Regions from separate parts of the Homo sapiens genome. Here region 1 is linked to region 2. The links are chromatin loops, found by intact Hi-C in ENCODE. Cell type or tissue: tibial artery. All regions are shown on one strand. Each heading gives the region's core, and the rest is flanking DNA. Links, peaks and the distances in the headings are about the cores only. Region 1 has its middle 15 kb from the start of TMEM131L. Region 2 holds the start of RNF175 (ring finger protein 175).

Region 1 (9,678 bases), core at 621-8,620, 300 kb after region 2:
ACAAACAAACAAACAAACAAAAATACCCCCCCGCAATATCATCTCCAGTTGATAAATTAAGGGCAGTACAAAATCTAGTAAAATCTGTCATTTTTCTTTTGAGTCTCCACACTTTTAAACATAGAATTCTTGTCCCTCTGCATACTTTTTCCCCCTTTTTCCTCTACATACTTTTGTACATACTAGCTTATAGTCTATTGGGAAAGTTATCTGTGTAAACCTCTAAAATAATAACTGCATTAACATACTTAATGGTTTGCACTTATTATTGAAATCTTCTACTTGTGGATTTGAAATGCAGACCAGGGAGTAGAATCGATCTTTCTTTCTTTCTTCTCTTTCTTCTCTTTCTCTTTCTTTCTTTCTTTCTTGCTTGCTTGCTTGCTTGCTTTCTTTCCTTCCTTCTTTCTTTCTTTCTTTCTTTCATGACGGAGCCTCGCTATGTCGCCCAGGCTGGAGGGCAGTGGCGCGATCTCTGCTCACTGCAAGCTCCGCCTCCCGGGTTCACGCCATTCTCCTGCCTCAGCCTCCCGTGTAGCTGGGACTACAGTTGCCCGCCACCACGCCCAGCTAATTTTTTGCCTTTTTAGTAGAGACGGGGTTTCACTGTGTTAGCCAGGATGGTCTCGATCTCCTGACCTCATGATCCGCCCGCCTCGGCCTCGCAAAGTGCTGGGATTACAGGCGTGAGCCACCGCACCCGGCGAATTTATGTTTCTTTTCCTTGTTTTCTTTCTCATTTCCTTGTTATTGGAAAAGATATAGAAGTATACTTTAGAATATTGGCATTTAATTCTGGAAATTGAGTCAATTTCTTAGTAGATGATCTTGGAAACACCCTATTTTTAAAGGTCTCTCTTAAGCTATAAAACAAGGCCTAGCCCCCTAGTCTGGGAAGCAGAAATGATTAGTACTTTTTCAGCTCCATCATCATTTAACAATCTGAAGTGATTCCATAGTAACTCAGCTTCTCCTTTTAGCAATAATGATAGAAGCCTTCGTGTAGTGCTTATGATGTGCCCAGCCCTTTCCTAAGTGCTTTGCATATATTAAATGATTTCATCCTTCCAACAACCCCATGCAATCATTATGCCTATTTTACAGATGGGGAAATTGAGATACAATGTCTGCGTCCATTCTAGCTGCTATAACAAAATACCACAGACTGGGTAGCTTATAAACAACAGAAATTTATTTCTCACAATACTGGGGGCTGGGAACTCTGAGCTCAAGGCAGATTCGGTGTCTGGTGAGGGTCCATTTCCTGGTTTGTAGATGCTGCCTACTCATTGTGTCCTCACATTGTAGAAGAGGCAAGGCAGCTCTCTGGGGACTCTTTCGTAAGGGCACTCATTCCATACATGAGGACTATGCTCTTATACCTAATTACCTTGCAAAGGCCTTACCTCCATCTCCTTGGGAATTATTAATAGGTTTCCACATATTAACTTTATGAAGACACAAACATTCAGACCACAGCACACATAGGTAAGGTATAATTGCCCAAAGTCATAAACCAGTAAGTGCAGAACTGAAATTTAGACCCAGGCAGGCTAGCTCCGGAATCCTTGCTTTCAGCCACCAGGGCAATACTGCCTTTATACCCTTGAGTGAGTGGGAGGTCAGTTGCTGACCACTGGTGTAACAGCGATCAGTAGAAATGTGCACAATGAAAACACTAAATAAAAGCCATTATGGCACCACAAAATCTGTTTTTAAGAGGACACCAATACTACATAACCAACTTCTGGTTATTGCATGTTTCTTTTTCTTTTTTTTTTTTGAGACAAAGAGTCTTGCTCTGTTGCCCAGGCTGGTGTGCAGTGGTGTAATCTCAGCTCACTGCAAGCTCTACCTCCCGGGTTCATGCCGTTCTCCTGCCTCAGCCTCCCGAATAGCTGGGACTACAGGCGCCCGCCACCACACCTGACTAATTTTTTGTATTTTTAGTAGAGACGGGGTTTCACCATGTTAGCCAGGATGGTCTCGATCTCCTGACCTCGTGATCTGCCCACCTCAGCCTCCCAAAGTGCTGGGATTACAGGCGTGAGCCACCGCACCCAGCCTATTGCATGTTTCATAGTTCCAGAAACGATGTCATGCTCAGTAGTGGATACGGGACTTTTCTGTCTAGGTGAGGTAACCTTGATATATGAATTAAGTCATATGAACTTTTGATGCTGTAGGAACTCCCCAAACTAATATCATACTTTAATTTCCATAATTAGAACCTTAATTGTAGTACTTCAGCAACATTTATCTGACTTACCCATCTAAACAATCTAGTTGTAATTTTGGAAAATATGCTTCACAACCTTGAACAAGGCACTTTACCTCCCATGGACTTTTTTTCTTGCCTAGTAAAATAAAGCCAAAAAATGATGTTACCTCTAAGGTCCTTTCCATATCTAACACTGAATGAATTTCTGTCTTGACCTGTAAGCTTGACAGGAGGAAGCCTGAACTTTTTTAATCAATCATTTCTTACTGCTTCAAAATCCACCAAATAAAGCAACTCCACAGCTTCCTGAATCTGTGTGCTTTCAAATTACAGTCATGTTAAGTTTGGCACTTAAAGTTCAAATAAACAGCTACCAGGTCAGCAGTGGGAGGCAGATATTAGGAAAAAGGGGTGATAAAGGAAGATCCGTTCTTTCCTTTGTTGTACACCTAGCCTGCCAGCCTAAGGCCACTTGGCCAAGTTTACAGTTGATAGAATCTGGTGTCCTGTGGGGCCTTCAGCAAGTTTCTTAACCTCTCTGTGCCTTCATTTCTCAACTGTGAAGTAGTCTGCCTTGCAGGTTGTGGCAGAAAAGTGAGTTAGTATATGTAAGGCTATAGAAGAGTGCCCTGCACATAGGAAGTGTTATGCAATGTTGTTTTGTTGTTATTTCCTATATTAAGAAACACAGGCCGGGTGCAGTGGCTCAAGACTCTAATCCCAGCGCTTTGGGAGGCGGAGGCATGTGGATCACCTGAGGTCAGAAGTTCAAGACCAGGCAGGTCAACATGGTGAAACCCCGTCTCTACTAAATATACAAAAGTTAGCTGGGCGTGGTGGCGGGCGCCTGTAATCCCAGTTACTTGGAAAGCTGAGGCAGGAGAATCGCTTGAACCCAGGAGGTGGAGGTTGTAGTGAGCTGAGATCACGCCATTGCACTCCACCCTGGGCAACAAGAGCGAAACGAAGGAAGGAAGGAATGAAGGAAGGGAGGGAGGGAGGGAGGGAGGGAAGGAGGGAGGGAGGGAGGGAGGGAGAAAAGAAAAGAAAAACAAAGTGAGAACCAGAAGAAAGCAAACCCTATGAGTTTGGATGGGCCTGTCAGAAGAGCTCAGGTGATGGCCCACTAAATGCATCCACCAAGTCAACTTTAATGCCAGGCCAACATGAAACTAATGCCCTCATATTGTGAAAATGACCCCATTTCAGTTCTTCCATTTAGACACATGTTGAAATTTCAGGCTCCCAAGTCAAGATAGGGCTTCCTTATTTTTCCTCCAATTACAAAATAAAACAGACCACTAATTGAAAAAGGAGTGCCTTAGGTAAGGACTGATTTGTCTATCCTCCTAAAATCTCCCTTTCTCTTCAAGGACTAATCAATAATAGGAGCAAACATTTACATAGGCAGAGGTTAAGTAACTTCCCAAGGTCACAGATCTAAGCAGTGGAGCCAGGATTCAAACCTGGCAGTCTGACTCCAAAGTGTGTGCTTGTGTGCTACTAACCAAGACATCTTGAGCCAATGACAGACTAAATTCAGTGTGTGTGTGTGTGTGTGTGTGTGTGTGAAGAAGAGAACAAAAGTCCACCCTAAGTGGTTTGAGAGGAACGCCTGCTGGATGGTTGAAGAGGCCCCTCACAGCATACAGAACCTGACAGTTGACTCCACATCAGTGTGAGCGCAGACCTCCCTCTACCCTTCCCTCAGGAAAGAAGCTGCAGAACATGATCAGAGGGGGCCTCCACCAGCAAAGAAAATTGGTTCCATGCGAATCACAGTCCTCACACCCTGGCTGGCCGTGGCAGACACACAGAGAGCAGGGTCTGTCAGCTCAGGAAGAGAAACCAGGCAGGAGGCAAACGGGCCGGGCCGTGGAGAACACGACCCAAAGCAAGTCAACTGCCAACAGTAGCTTCTCGGAAACAGCAGGACGCAGCCCAGACGAGCGAATGCAGCTCTCAGAGGCGCGAGGACTCCAGGCCGCCAGAGCCAAGGGGCAGAATCACAATCAGCGGGTGTGTGAACCTCATGCAGTGGCCCTGGCGGCTGCTGCCAGAGGGCTGCAGAGAAAGGCTACGGCATCGCCCAGCAGCCCTGCTGAGACGTCGGAACTCCCAGAAAGTAGTGAGAAGGGCAAGATGTAGGAGAAAGGACGCTGGCTGAGGATCTGGAGACTTAGATTCCAGTGTGAGCTGCCTGCGGCCCTTGTCCCCTCCCTAGGGCCGCACGTCCTCTGTGAGCACATCAAACTGGAAATTGTGTGGTAGATGACTTGGAGAGCTGAAGCTGGAAGTTTGGTGAATTGGTTAAGAGACTTGGGCAATCATCTGTGCGTGAGGAAATAAGTATCTAGACTAGAGGGTGGCAGCGCGTTACTGCACAGCAATCCAGGGTTTTCTCTCTGCAAGGTGGAGGCCAGTTCTGAGTTTGCCCAATACATTTGAAGGAATGACCTACCCCACCCTCCTTTGAAATTATTTTCCCTTTATGTTAAAGATTGGTTCAGAGCTGAAATTTTATACTGATAGATCAGCCTCACTGCAAAATGTAAATTAAGTTAACTGTAGTATCATTTTATAATAATAAAGAACAACAATAAAAGTGACTTGTTATAAAACCCAGTTTTGGAAATAACTCAAAGAAGCCCACTCTTCTAGTGCCAAGGACGTGATGAGTTGGTACTTTTTTGTTGTTTTGACCACAGGTGGCACATGCCAGCATGCCCAGCTTTTTTTTCTTTTTCTTTTTCTTTTTTTTTTAATAGAGACAGGGTCTCATTATGTTGCCCAGGCTGGTCTTGAACTTCTGGCCTCAAGTGATCCTTCTGCCTCAGCCTTCCAAAGCACTAGGATTACAGGCCCGAGCCACCACGCTGGCAGTATGTTTTCTTGAAGGCAACCCGAATACAGAATAACAGCCATAAAAATGACTATACCCAGCCGGGCGCGGTGACTCATGTCTGTAATCCAAGCACTTTGGGAGGCCGAGGCGGGCGGATCACTTGAGGTCAGGAGTTCAAGACCAGCCTGGCAAACATGGCAAAGCCCTGTCTCTACTAAAAAGACGAAAATTAGCCAGGTGTGGCGGTGGGCGACTGTAACCCCAGCTACTCAGGAGGATGAGGCAGGAGAATCGCTTGAACCTGGGAGGCAGAGATTGTAGTGAGCCGAGACTGTGCCACTGCACTCCTACCTGGGTGGCAGAATGAGACTCCATCTCAAAAAAAAAAAAAAAAGACTATACCCTTTGCCACAACGGTATTCTTAGAAATTTATTTTGAGAAAATAATTTTAAATGAAAAATATTTTACCAGATATTTATGGCAAGGTTATCTGTAATAACTCCAAACTGGAAACACCCAAAATAAATCCAGTAACATGGAAATGGCAAAGAATACTACAATAACTTCAGTAAGAAACTACTCAAGACAATGACAAAGGATTTTTAAAATATTGTAAAGAGAAAAAAGCATAAAAGAATGTTATACACACACAGGAGGTTGGAGTAGAAGGGACTTGGAGGCTGTAAAGTTGAGTAAGAGTGGAGGAAAGCATTTCCCACATGAGCAGGATGTGGGGTTGGGGAGGCAGATCGATACAGTTCCACTTGCAAGGTGTGTGAGTGCTAGGATCAACGCTAATGACGATTGTCCACCTAAACACAAACCGAGAACCAAAAACCTTCGGATGCTGTGGTCATAAGCAATTTGTTAGTTTATGTATTTTTCTATCAAAAGATTTTTAATTTTCAATGGAAAGTGGGGAAAACTTGTGTGTGGTTTAATGGGATACAAACTGGAAGATTGTAGAGTGGGTCATCAAAGAGAAGTGATGGGTTGGGGCTGTGACCCAAATGGGAATGGAGTCAGCGACTGGACTCTTCTCACTAAAGGCATCTGTGGAGCAGGAAACTGGTACACAGGTCACTGGCTCGAAAGCAACAGGGCTCTGAAGAGGAAATGGCTAAGACAGTCTTTCTAGCTGTCAGAGGAAGTTGATGTAATGAAGACAGAACTCTGGAAAAATGTTGCTCAAATACTAAGACCAAATACTTCTGATCACCTCTGAAGAAGAAGCCCAAATCGTATATTAGAGTAAAAAGGTACAAGGTCGAGAGGATTCAATTAAATGTGTGTAGAAGCACTTTGCCAACAGAAAAATGCTTTATAAATCCTTGCCCTGAAAACTAGGGCTTCCCTCTACAAAAAGACTGCAGAGTTAGCCACAGTGTTCTTTAACTATACACTAAATCAGTTGATGGTTTTACAAAGTCTTTTTTTTTTTTTTTTGAGATGGAGTCTAGCACTGTCACCCGGGCTGGAGTGCAGTGGCGCGATCTCGGCTCACTGCAAGCTCCACCTCCCAGGTTCACACCATTTTCCTGTCTCAGCCTCCCGAGTAGCTGGGACTACAGGCACCTGCCACCACACCCAGCTAATTTTTTGTATTTTTAATAGAGACGGGGTTTCACTGTATTAGCCAGGATGGTCTCAATCTTCTGACCTTGTGATCCGCCACCTCAGCCTCCCAAAGTGCTGGGATTACAGGCGTGAGCCACCACACCCGGCCTTACAAAGTCTTATGGTTCTAATTTTGAACAATTAGATGGTATCTATTTGAACAATTAGATGGGATCATGATGGTAAAATCATGATCATCTTCCTATCTGAAGCTATGATATTATCTTGATTATTAAACCAGATTGACTTTTTAGTAGATTTTTGGTGACTTTAAGCCAGCCATAATTAAATTGATGATGTTGCAAATTAGTGAAATAGTATAAAAACACCAAATCAACCATGACTGCCTCAGTACTTTCATAGTTTGAATATTTTAAATAACATAATCACTAATTCATTCATTCAGGATAATCATGAGAGAAGTGCTGTGTCTATGTAAGTACAGTTGAAGTAGGAAACCATTAGAAAAGTACAGAACACTATAGACTTTAAGAAAAGAGAAGCCAGTGGGAGGCTGAGGCAGGTGGATCACTTGAGGCCAGGAGTTCAAGACCAGCCTAGACAACATGGTGAAATTCCAACTCTGCTAAAAATACAAAAAATTAGCTGGGCATGGTGGTGCACGCCTGTAGTCCCAGCTACTCAGGAGGCTGAGACAGGAGAATTGCTTGAACTGGGAGGCGGAGGTTGTAGTCAGCAGAATTTGCGCCACTGCACTCCACAGCGAGACTCTGTCTCAAAAAAAAAAAGAGAGAGAGAGAAGACAGGTGCAGTGGCTCACACCTACGGTTTCAGCACTTTCGCTTGAGCCCATGAGTTCGAGACCAGCCTAAGCAATGTAGTGAGACCCTGTCTCTACAATAAATAAAAATATTAGTCGAGCATTGTGTCCGTGCACCTGTGGTCCCAGGTACTTGGAAGGCTGGGACAGGAAGATCACTTGAGCCTAGGAAGTTGAGGCTGTAGTGAGCTGTGATTGCACCACTGCACTTCAGCCTGGGCTACAGAGCAAGACCCTGTCTCAAAAAGGAAAAAAAAAAAAAAAGAGAGAGATAGAGAGAGAGAGAGACATGAAAGCAAGACTACATTATATAAATCATTCTTTCTGCTAACCTCAATGTGCCAATAACTTACATCTTTTCAAAGGACAACGTTCAGTCTTTCTTGCCTAAGCTCAGCGTTTGGCTTCACAAAGCCTGCTGAATTATGCTAGCTTCATGCTTGCACTTACACGTGCTTACATGTTTCCTTAATGTTTGGCTCACCAGAGCCAAGAGTCCGTTTTTACCTCAAGCCTCAGGGATATCAGGTTTCAACTCATGTTGTTTGAATCTTGTATACATCCCTTTGTGCCTTATTAAAGTGAACATTTTCCATTTGACTTTCTGCTTGCCAATGGGTCTAGGGTTTTCTTTCTCTAATGTTGTTAAACATCCCCTGTAACATGAAGCCCAGATGTATGAGGGTATAGAGCCACGCTTCTAGCTGAGAAAAGTAGTGATCTCAACGAGATACCAATTTATCCATGTGATGAATGTACTGTTTCATTTTTGATGACCTTAATTTAGCATTTATCCCTGGGGCTGGGTTTTGTGTTGTCTTTATAAATACACTCTCTCACACACACAAAGAACCTAGTTCTTTTTAGGCACTTCTCCAGCTGTGAGTTTAGCATGGCTTCCTGCTAATGGGGAGACGGACAGAATTACGGCTCCAAACATTCCCCTGCCGCTGATCCAGAACATGTGTTATCATATCACACATTGTAAACTGATTCCAAATTCCTGCCATCCGGGCACAGCCTGCATTCCAAATTGTCAAGGCTCTGGGACAACGAACTGTAGAATAGAATTTGCCATGGTCCCCCCTTTAATTTGGTGTAAGCATGAATAAGTTTGTTAAAGATATTTTGCTTCTTTAGAATTTTTTTTTTCTGGAAAATAGCTATACCTTAGTGACAATGGGCTACCTAAAATTCCCCAGTCTCCTCAATTGTTAATGTCTCTTCCAATCTCTTGGTGAAGCTTGGTGATCAGGAAATAGGGCAAGATGAGGGGAGCTCACATTTAAGATAATAAAGTGACTCTCGTTCTACTGCTAAGAGACGTAAACAGTCTGACTATGGTAGTCTCATGGGAGTAAAAGTCTAGGATTTCAAATGCTGTATAAACAGTTGCAAAATCTCTGCAATTACTCTAACAAATGAACTCCTAGCACAGAAGACAGATAAGGAATAATATATTTTCAGCTCTGTGCCATTCCATATTGGAGACTGGAGTTTACTATCAATTTATTTATTTTTTTCCTTTTTTTAAGACACAGGGTCTTGTTTTTTTGCCCAGGCTGGAGTGCAGCGAGCAGCACAATCATGGCTCACTGCAGCTTCAAATTTCTGACCTCAAATGATCCTCCAGTCTCAGCCTCTCAAGTAGCTGGAACTACAAGTGTGTGCCACCACACCCAGCTAATTTTTTTTTTTTTTTCAGTAGGGACGAGGTCTCACTATGTTGCCCAGGCTGGTCTTGAACTCTAGGCCTGAAGGAGTCCTCCTGCCTTGGCCTCCCAAAGTGTTGGGATTAGAGGCATGAGCCACCGTGCCTGGCCTATCAATTTATTCTTTCCTTGAAGTAAGTGTGTAGATTAACAGAGTAACATGGCTAAAACTTGTCTTCATGTTTGTGACTTGAGAACTGGAAGTGGAAAGGGGGAGGAGAGGGACCAAATGTCACTAGCAACCTGCCATCGAGAATATGTTAAGGAGAAGCAGGAGGTTGATGGAATCTTCTCAGAGGTCCCTGGTCCCACAGTGTCTGAGGAGCCTCAATTTGGTGCCCATGGTGATACTATTTCATTCCAATAATTTCACTCCACAAGGTCTCTAATGTTTCTTTATGTGGTGAACATTTAGCTCATTCCTTTAAAAACACTAATTAATCATTTTAAATGGACATAAAATTGTATATATTTATCATGTACAACAGGTTTTGAAATATG
Region 2 (9,678 bases), core at 472-8,471:
ACCTCCCGGGCTCCGGCGATCCTCCAGCCTCAACCTCCTGAGTAGCTGGGGCTACAGGTGTACCACGCCCAGCTCACTTTTGTATATTTTATAGAGATGGGGCTTCACCATGTTGCCTAGGCTGGTCTCAAACTCCTAGGTTCAAGCAATCCGCCCGCCCTGTCCTCCCAAAGTGCTGGGATTAAAGGCATCAGCCACTGTGCTTGGCCAGCACTCTGAGTTTTAACAAACTCAGCATTCCTCCATAGGATTCTGATGCCCAGTTAAGGCTGGAAAACCAAGGCACCATCCGTGATAAATTGTACTTAGATGCTTATTTTTCTCTATCCCCTGTTAGGCTCTACGTTCCACAATGGCAGAGAAATGTCCATCTTGGTCTGTTCACCTCCTTTGTAGGTGTTGACAAATACGAGCCATCACAAACTGGAAAGGGGTAAGCTGTATTTCGTAGGACACATCATCTAATTCTGTGCTCCTCTTTTCTGTTTCCCCAAATCAACACCCAGGTATTTCTAAAGGCTTGCCTAAACGTTCCAGCTTGTTCTCAACCTTGAAGCCAGGCTTAGGCCTAAGTTGTAAAGGCGGGAGGGGAGACCCTGGAGGTAGAGGGGCAAAGGCAAGATGCTTGCGTCGCAGGGGCCCTGCATGGCCTGGAGCAGCATAGGGGCCAAGATGGTCTGCGCTCTCCCTAGATTGGAGTTTCTCTCCTTCATCATCTTTGGAGGAAGCACAGATAACTGAGGAAAGTCTGTATCTGCACAGCCACCCGAACTCCTGCCTCCTAATAAACACCTCTGAGGGAGAGGAAACTCTCTCTCTCTCTTCTCTTCCTCCCCAGCACCCCTCGCCCCCCCACCGCCATTTCTCACTCCTCTACTCCCCTCTCTCTCCCTACCCACCTCTGACCCCTCCTCCAGTCCTGCCGCCCGGTAACAAAACCGGGGTTCCCGCCACACGCACCCGGTAGGGCTCAAGACGCTTTATCGGCGACAATGGCTGGCTGAATGGGAGGCCTGAGGTTCTGAAGGAACCGGGGTGCTGGCGACCGGGACCTCGAGGCCGCTGCTGGGGAGGACGCTGGCCAGCGTGCAGGGGGCGGAGGCGGGGCGTGCCGGGAGGCTCCCATCTCCCGCCCCGCACAACCCGGGCAGGGCCGCCGCTCCGCCGCCGCCGCAGATCCGGCTCTCACCCTCGGCTCCCGAGGCCCCGCGGCGCCTCCTTCTGCGGACTCTGCGGGACCCTCCCCGGCAGGCGCTGTGCCCTGGAGAAGGCACAGTGGCTCAGGCATGGCCGCGGGGACGGCGGCGCGGAAGGCAGCGCCGGTGCTGGAGGCCCCCCCGCAGCAGGAGCAGGTACTGGCGCGGGGGCGCGGGCGTGGGGGACGCCAGGCCGGGGTCCCGGGGCTCACGCTGGTGCCGGGCAGGCTGCACAGACTGGTCTCCAAGACCCCGGGCCCCACCGGGGAGAACCGGCCCTGGAAAGACGTGGGGACGGACGCATGACCTTCTGGAAGATGCCACCGTGCGGGGTGCCAGTCCCTCCTCCACTCCCTCCCTCCCCACTTCTGTGCCCTCCCCGCTACCTTCCTTTCCTCCTTCTGATCCTCTTCCTTCGCTCCATCCCTCTTCTCGCATCCTCGCACTTTCTCTTCCAGGCTCACCCCTTCCACTCCCGCCCTCCTTTGTGACCGCCTGTGCCCTCCTCCCTCCTCGGCGGAAGCCCCCAGAGCCCAGGGTCAAGGTCGTAAGCTGCGAGAGAGGGGAAGGGGTGTACTGCAGGCTTTTGGCTAGACCGCCCTGGTTCTCAAACTCGAGTGTCATCAGAATCACTCGGAGGGCCTGTTACCACGCAGACTGCTGGTCTGTGCCCAGGGTTTCTGATTCAAGATGTGTACCCTGATCGTCAGCTTGTCTTGCCTGGTGCTCAACCTAGCCCATTTCTGCTTCTGCTGGCGTCAATTGCAAACCCAATCTTAATTTATTCTTCGTTCATAGGACAATTCTTCTTAGGCTACATCCAGGTACCAGGAGGATTTGGGGGTGGAGGAGGGTAGGTCTTACCTGGAGGAACCCAAATCCCATCCGTAAAACGAGGACAAAAATAACTCTTAAGGGCAAAGATAACTCTTAAACAACAACAAAAATCACTCACAGAGCGGGTAGGAAGAGATTAATGTCCCAAAATAGGTTCAGGCAAAGAACTGTAGGATTTCTGAGAAGGGCTTGCTCCTGACTAACCCCCTTCTCCTCCAACCCGTGAGGGCGTGGCATTCGAGCTGGGTGTTGGGGAATGGACAGGATCTGACCTCATGGGCCAGAGAATTCTAGATGGAGGGAACAACAGTACCAAATGGCTTGGAGATTTTTTTTTTTTTAATATTGGGATGGATGGCCATGGGACAAGGCAGAGAGAGGGGACTGTCCACTCTGACTGCCAGAAACCTAGGGGTCAGGAATGCTTATAGCAAAAAATAAGGGTGGGCTAGGCTGTGGAGGGGCTTGTGTACCACAAAATGGGGAAACTTAAAATGAAACTCCATGACTTTCTTGCTGGTTTCAAACCCAGATTATCGAAAGGGAGGTTCTGAATTGATGAATGCATGCCAGGAGTGTCAGAGGATCTAGTACTGGTGGATTTGCTGCTGATCTTTGCTCTTCCTTAAGGCTGGCATCACTGCCTAGTCTGCTGCCCTCAGGAGGTATGGCCTCTCTGTTGAGGCTGCCCTAGGAGGGACTCACAGCTTTTCCCTTAATCCCATATGGCAAGACAGTGTGGTCCAGGAACCAGCAGCCAAGGCATTACCTGGGAGCCTGTTAAAAATGCAGTCTCAGTTCCCACGCCAGACCCACTGAATTGAAATCCGCATTTTAACCAGATCCCAGGGTGATTCATTTGCACATCAAAGTTCAAGAAGTGCTGGTTTCTTGACTTTACTAGAGCTAGGGATAAGAAAGTGAAAACAGAGATAGTTACTGACCAGCCTATTATCTGATAGCTTCCCTTTGGTTTGAACCTCACCCTATTTTATTTTCCTTCATCACCCTTATCACTACCTGAAGTATGTCTATGTGTGTATTTGATTGTCTAAGAACCTCCTTCAGCATGAAAGCTCCAGCAGAAAAGCCATGTGGTCTGCCTTGCTCGCTCCTGTATTTCCAGGACCTAGAACAGTCTCAGCAAACGGCAGGGCCTCAATAAATATTTATTGAATGAATAAATGAACAGTAACGTACAATCTTATGATGTAAGACCCTAACTCCAGCATACCTTACTGGACAAACACCATCTCCCTATTCCCCATCCTCCACCTCCCCAGCTACAACCCCTGGGGTCTTTTGAGCCTGCAACTGGTTAGGTATGTTTGAAACTCCTAAAATTTGGAGTGTGAGAGCAGAGACCATGGGTTTAGGAGTTCCCTCTTCTGCTTGTCTAAGGCTTGCTTTCCAGGCTCGGATTTCTCCTGAGAGCTGAGAGGACCCACCACTTCCCCAAAACTGCTCTCTGCCTGGGGGCAGGCCATACACAGCCCCTCCTCTCCACCCACAGGCATGCAGCCTTGCCTTGTGACATGAATTCCTTACCAATGAATACAGCCCTCTAAACCTAACATTCCTACCTGGCACTCACATGTGGTCCAGGGTCATCACTAGTTTCTGAGTTCATTGTTCTGGCTTTGCTACTTGGTTTAGAAAGATTTTTCTAACAGGTGGGTTTTGTGAGGGAAGAGTTGAAAGTGACAAAATCAGTTTGGAGGCAGCAGTTCAGGTGAGAGATAATGAAAGCCAATCGGGGTGGCAGTCTCCAAACACATTGAGTGTGCCATGCACCAGACATGAGGATTCAGTGGGGGGATGAGGCCAGCGCTGGCCACCTACAGATTCAGGTAAGTAAATAAGTCATCAACAATGCAGTCTGGTAACAATGTTCAAGGTCAGTATATATCCTGGTAGGGGCCTCACCGAAAGGGTGTCCTGGAGTAAGTGGGATCCAAGGGTGAGCAGAAATGAGGCAACCCAGCATGGAGGCTGGGAGTGGAGGGAGAGCATTCAGGGACAGGAAAGCTCTGCTTGGCTGGAGCAGAGGGTGTGCAGGGGCAGTGGAGAGAGGGGAGGCTGAAATGGGATACAAGGCCTTGTGAGCCATGTTGGATTTCAGGCAGGAAGACAATAGGATCAGTCTACCTTTAATGGGAACACTCTTACTGTTTGAAGAGGGAAGAGAGCGAAGGCAAGGGCCTCAGAGGAGGGGGACACCCTGCATGCTGGCCTCCATCTCATCTTCCCCTAGCCACCCTATCTAAAGAGTGACAGCCCTTGCCCTCTGCTGGTAATTCTTTATCACACATTTTATTTTCTTCATATAATTTACTTCATTAGGCAGTTGTTTTGTTTGCTTGTTTATTGTGCATCATTTCCTCTAGAACACAAGGTCCTATTCATGAGAACAGACACCTTGTTTGTCTTTCTAACCCTTGAATGCCAGCTCTTAACCCAGTGGCTGGCACATGGGAGGCACCACTCCATATTTGCTGAATGAATGACAAAATGAATGGCATAGAAGCCATAGGGGTGGAGAGAAGGGGGCATGTTTGTGAGGCATTTATAGGTAGGGTCAACAGGAGAGTAGTGGGTTGGAGGTACAGGGTTGGTTAGGGGCAAGGATGATGCCCCAGGCTTTTCTGCTTTGAGCAATTGGATAGATAGGACAGGATGCTATTAACTGAGATGGGGGATGGAGGACACTGAAGTGGGAGCAGCTTGGGGGGAAACAAGTATGTTCACTTTAGGGCAGGTTAATTCACATATCTGAGAGAGAGAGTCCCAAGTGGGGCTATGTAGGAGGCATTCAGAAGCATCTGGAGCTCACACAAATTTAGCTAGCCAAAAGAAAGATATAAGAGATTGATAGAAATGTGGTGCTGGAACAGGGATAAAAAGGACATGGCTACTGATCAGACAAGGAAAGGGATAAAAAAGAGGACAGAGGCAAGCTTACTTTTGTATTGTTCTTTTCAGTGACATATGTTCATGTAGAATACACTTAATGTAAAGAAGTATAAAAAAGAAAGTAAATGCCCAGGATGTATCACCACCCATGGAGCATTCCTGTTAATGTCTTGGGAGCCACTCTTCTGGGCTTTTTTATTACAGATGTCTCTTTATGTAACTATACATTTACATAAATAGGCTCAGATTATACACAACTGCTTTGAAGCATGCTTTTTCTGTTCAGAATATGTCATGAAAATATTTCTATGTCAGTAAATATGAATCTGTGTTATCATTTTGTAGATCTTACAGATTCTTTTATGTAGATATATAAAAATATGGGTCTTTTTCATCCATCGGGCTGGGTACTTGGTGAGCATTTCATTTTTAAAACAGGTATCTTTCAGTCCTTGGAAATTTTCTTGTGTAATTTCTTTTAAACTTCCTGCCATCTGTTATCTTCTTCTCTGGTTCTAGAACTCATTTTTTTTGCGGGGGTGGGGGATGTGAGGAGATTTCCTAGCCCAATTCACTAATATTCTTATATTTTCTCTTCTGTTTTCCATGTCTTTGAGGTTTTTTTTTTAAATTCTTTCTGAGTTCTTCAATTTATCTTCGATTCTTCATTTGAGTTTTTATTTCTGTCTTCCTGTTTTTAATTTCTAAGAGCTTTTGGTTGTTTTTCTATATTCTTTAAAGCAGTGTTCTTGTCATTATGGGTGCAGAACTCTTTCCTGTCTCAAACGTCTTGTGATCTTTGACTGTTCACTTGTGTCTGAGGTGAGACAGTACAGCACTGTTAAGCTCTTGCTAGCAGGGAAAGCCTGTTGACAGGCAGGCTTCAGTGGAGGGTGACCTGGCTGGGCCTTTTTGTAGGGAGAACAAGGACTGTCCATCTATAGGTCTTTTCTCTTGGCTTAAATTGATTCATTCCCTGTGTAAGGGGCATGTCTGGCTGCCAGCCAAGTGGGCAAGCCCATGTCTAACATGCCTAGGCCAAGAGCACAAATGGAGGCCCTCGTGCCACGTGTCTAAGTATCATCAACTGATCTGCTCTTACAGCCCTGCCTGCAGGTCCACTTGTGGCCCGTGTAGCCACATTCTCCCTACCTGCAGTGCTGGCTGCAGGCTTGAGTGGTAGCAAGGATCTGCTGGGACAGGGAAGATGGAAGTTTCAATGTACCTGTACTAGTTTCCTAGGTCCTCCATAACAACAAAAAAATGTATTATCTCACAGTTCTGGAGGCCAGGAGTTCAAAATCTAGGTGTCAACAGGGTCATGCTCCCTCCAAAGACTCTAGGGGAGACTTCTTACTTGCCCCTTCCAGTCTCTGGTGACTCCAGGTGTTCCTGGCTTGTGGCTGCATCCCTCTGGTTCCTGCTTCTGTCTTCACACGGCCATCTACTCTGCCTTGCTATTCTGTGTCTGTGTCTCTGGATGTCAAATCTTCCGCTCCTTTCTCTTGCAAGGACACTAGGCATTGGATTTAGGACCTGCCCCAAATCCAGATGGTCTTATTCTGAGGTCCTCAATTACATCTGCAAATACCCTATTGCCAGATAAGATCACATTCACAGGTACTGGGGGTTAGGACTCAAACATATCTTTTGGGAGGACACAATTCAACTCACTACGGTGCCTAAACCAGGGATGTGGACTGACCCCACTGACTCCCAAGGAAGCTGTGGTAGATAGGATCTCCCACCACACATCTCACTTTTCAGACTCGGGATTTCCAAGCAGTTCCAAGCTGCTCCCAGACTACCTCACTGCAGTTAATTGAGGAGCCTGGTCAGCCAAGATCCCACTTAGATGGTTTGGGATGGCCAAATTTCAAAACTTTATCTCCAGTTTCCCAGAGCACAGGCTATTCTTTTTCTTCTCCCCAACCTGCCAGTCCCCTGGGGTGTCAGCCCTACATCATCTCTCTCCAATCAAGGTCTACTCACTCAATCAGTTACCAGACTTTCATAATTTTTTTTTTTTTTTTGAGACGGAGTCTTGCTCTGTCACCCAGGCTGGAGTGCAGTGGCGCGATCTCAGCTCACTGCAAGTTCCACCTCCCGGGTTCACACCATTCTCCTACCGCATCCTCCTGAGTAGCTGGGACTACAGGCGCCTACAACCACGCCAGGCTAATTTTTTGTATTTTTAGTAGAGACGGGATTTCACCATGTTAGCCAGGATGGTCTCTATCTCCTGACCTCGTGATACGCCCGCCTCGGCCTCCCAAAGTGCTGGGATTACAGGTGTGAGCCACCACGCCCAGCCTCAAAATATTTTCTTAAGAGACAGAAAAGACACCAGGCACAGTGGCTCACGCCTGTAATCCCAGCACTTTGAGAGGTCGAGGTGGGCGGATCACCTGAGGTCAGGAGTTGGAGACCAGCCTGGCCAACATGGCGAAACCCCGTCTCTACTAAAAATAGAAAAATTTAGCTGGGCATGGTGGCGAGTGCCTGTAGTCCCAGCTACTCAAGAGGCTAAGGCAGGAGAATCGCTTGAACCCGGGAGGCAGAGGTTGCAGTGAGCTGAGATCGCACCATTGCACTCTAGCCTGGGCGACAAAAGCAAGACTCCACCTCGGGAAAAAAAAAAAGAGAGAGAGAGAGAGAGAAAAGATAAAAACACAGTTATTTTGTGTTTCAGGGTTTGAGATGTCCAGGGTCCTCTAAAGCAAGGCAGGGCCCCTGCAGCCGGATCTAGAGGTGATGCTGCCAGGGAGGATGGTGCTAGGGCTCTCTAGACTCAGATGAGGGCTGCCAGTGTCCTCTACTCTCCCTCCACATGCCTGGTGCCTCTTGGCCTGTGCCTCCGGTTTAGCCACTAGTATTCTGCTAGTGTGGGGGCCACCAAACCTTAAACTGACTTTCAGTGAACCTTCTGTTACTAACCCCGGTTGCATCCCCCACTTCTAGACGCCCTAGGAGCCCGCAATCCACAGCCCTCCTGAGGGTCTTAGCACACACATTCTGCTCTGCACTGCCCGCATGCTGGTGGGCTTCGGTGTCTTTTGCCCTGTGGTGTCCCAGTGTCCCTTTCCGCTGGCCCATCTGCTGGTCAGTTTCAGAATTGGCTGCTCTGGACTCCTCTCTCATTCTCCTTGGACTTGGAGGTTTATGTCCTTTTGCTATTGTTCTAGTGGTGTTTGGGGAGGGAGAGGAGGTAAGTGCACTTTTTTTATTTACCGTGTTTCAATAGAAGTCCTCATTTTTACTTTTTTTTTAAACACAGTTATTACTAGTGAGTTTGAACACCTTTCCATAAATTTATTTGTCATTTGTATATCTCAATTCGTGAATTTCTCATTCATGTACTTTGCCCTTTTGGACTGTCTCTTTTTGATTAAATTATAAAAACCCTTTTTACATATGCTTATTAGTTTTTTGCCCCTCACATATGTTATGCTTTCCCCAGTTCAATTTGTCTTTCAAATATTGAGGACTATAATGTATTTTATTTTAAATGTCCTCAAAATCTGTCATTTTTTAACTTTATAATTTCTGGGCTCTACATTATACTTAAAAATGCCTTTTCCACTGCAGAATTATAAACATGTTTACCCATGTTTTCTTCTAGTACTTTTAAGGTTTTCTTTCTCACATTTAAGAGAGAACAAGGCTTTGGATGAAATAGAAAAGTATAAGTTTAGGCAATATTTGCACAATGCCAGGACCTTTCTGGGTGATGCCAGGAAAGAAGTGGGTGGCACAGGGGGTAATACTGGCAACTTCTCCATGGCTCCCTGCCCCCAGGTGATCCCACCAGGTGGGTCCCTAATATTCAAATGGAGGTCACAACATCTGGGCTCAAGTGTTGAGTTCCAGGAGTGAAGCAAGCCTCAGGTAGTCAAGGTGCATGAGTCTCCTCCTTTGTTCCACAGGTCCCTTTCTGCTAACTTCTGCTTTGGGGGCAAAAACATTGGTTGTCTATGCTCTTCTGTGCTCTCCACCAAAGTTACACGATTACGTCTTTCCAATGATTGGCCTTAAAGGTTTCAAATGACCAAATGTAGTGGGTTAGCAATAATCTAGAAAAGGTAGTCCATGGGTGGACTCTGCAGGTCATCCAAAAAGCATGGTTCTGGAGACGATGTCTGTGCTTTCCAGCTCAATTTGTAAGGGCACAAGCCCAGATTACTCCCTTCCCTGGGGTCAGTAATGATGCCTTCTTAACAAGAGAGTACAAGAATGCTCCAAATCAACGGAGCCTCTGCTCAGCTCTGTCTCTGAAACTTTGAACTTGGAAATGATATTTACTCACTGACATTGGAGATATTTACTCACTGCAATCATTTAAGATACCAGCAAAACAGATGGTTTTTAGGGATGCTCAGACTCACACTTCATATCCTAGAAGCCAGAGTAGCATGGCCTATTGGGAGACCACTCTCTGTAACTTTGACTGATTTGCCAAAACAAAACCACAGAAATGGAGCCTCATCTGATTCTCTGATCCAGGAACAGGATCAAATATTTATTAATAGTGACCTGATTACTCTTTTTTTGTTTGTGTTGTTTTAGTTCTGTAAGCAAATTATTTTACTAGGACTTTTATCCCAAATTATTCAAATACTATGTGACATTGTTATTTTTCATGGTCTGGGTTTCCCATATATTGCTTTCACAGAAAAACCAAGAAAATAAGGACATTTTTTGATAAGGGCCCTTTTTATGTTTTTCAGCTCTC

What was found. Peaks named below come from ENCODE experiments on the same cell type or tissue, not always from the same donor. Only the 100,000 strongest peaks of a DNase experiment are listed, where the experiment ranks them.
Region 1: a loop joins it to region 2, with 9 times the contacts of the local background. A loop is called at or near these places in 3 of 110 quality-filtered maps.

Annotation. Positions count from the first base shown.
Region 1 is chr4:153,446,841-153,456,518 of GRCh38, reverse strand. No RefSeq gene overlaps it. Among named protein-coding and RNA genes, the nearest start is that of TMEM131L, 15 kb to the left of the region's middle. RefSeq lists an enhancer at 6,068-6,217. In tibial artery, for the core only: no CTCF peak of the experiment used is centred there; DNase peaks (open chromatin) are centred at 4,424 and 5,148; H3K4me3 peaks cover 726 bases; H3K27ac peaks cover 4,996 bases.
Region 2 is chr4:153,751,471-153,761,148 of GRCh38, reverse strand. RNF175 (ring finger protein 175) reads left to right here and starts at 1,125. Exons shown (of 9, transcript NM_173662.4): 1 at 1,125-1,352; 2 at 9,674-9,678. The coding sequence starts at 1,287. In tibial artery, for the core only: no CTCF peak of the experiment used is centred there; no DNase peak of the experiment used is centred there; H3K4me3 peaks cover 1,142 bases; H3K27ac peaks cover 443 bases; H3K27me3 peaks cover 1,296 bases.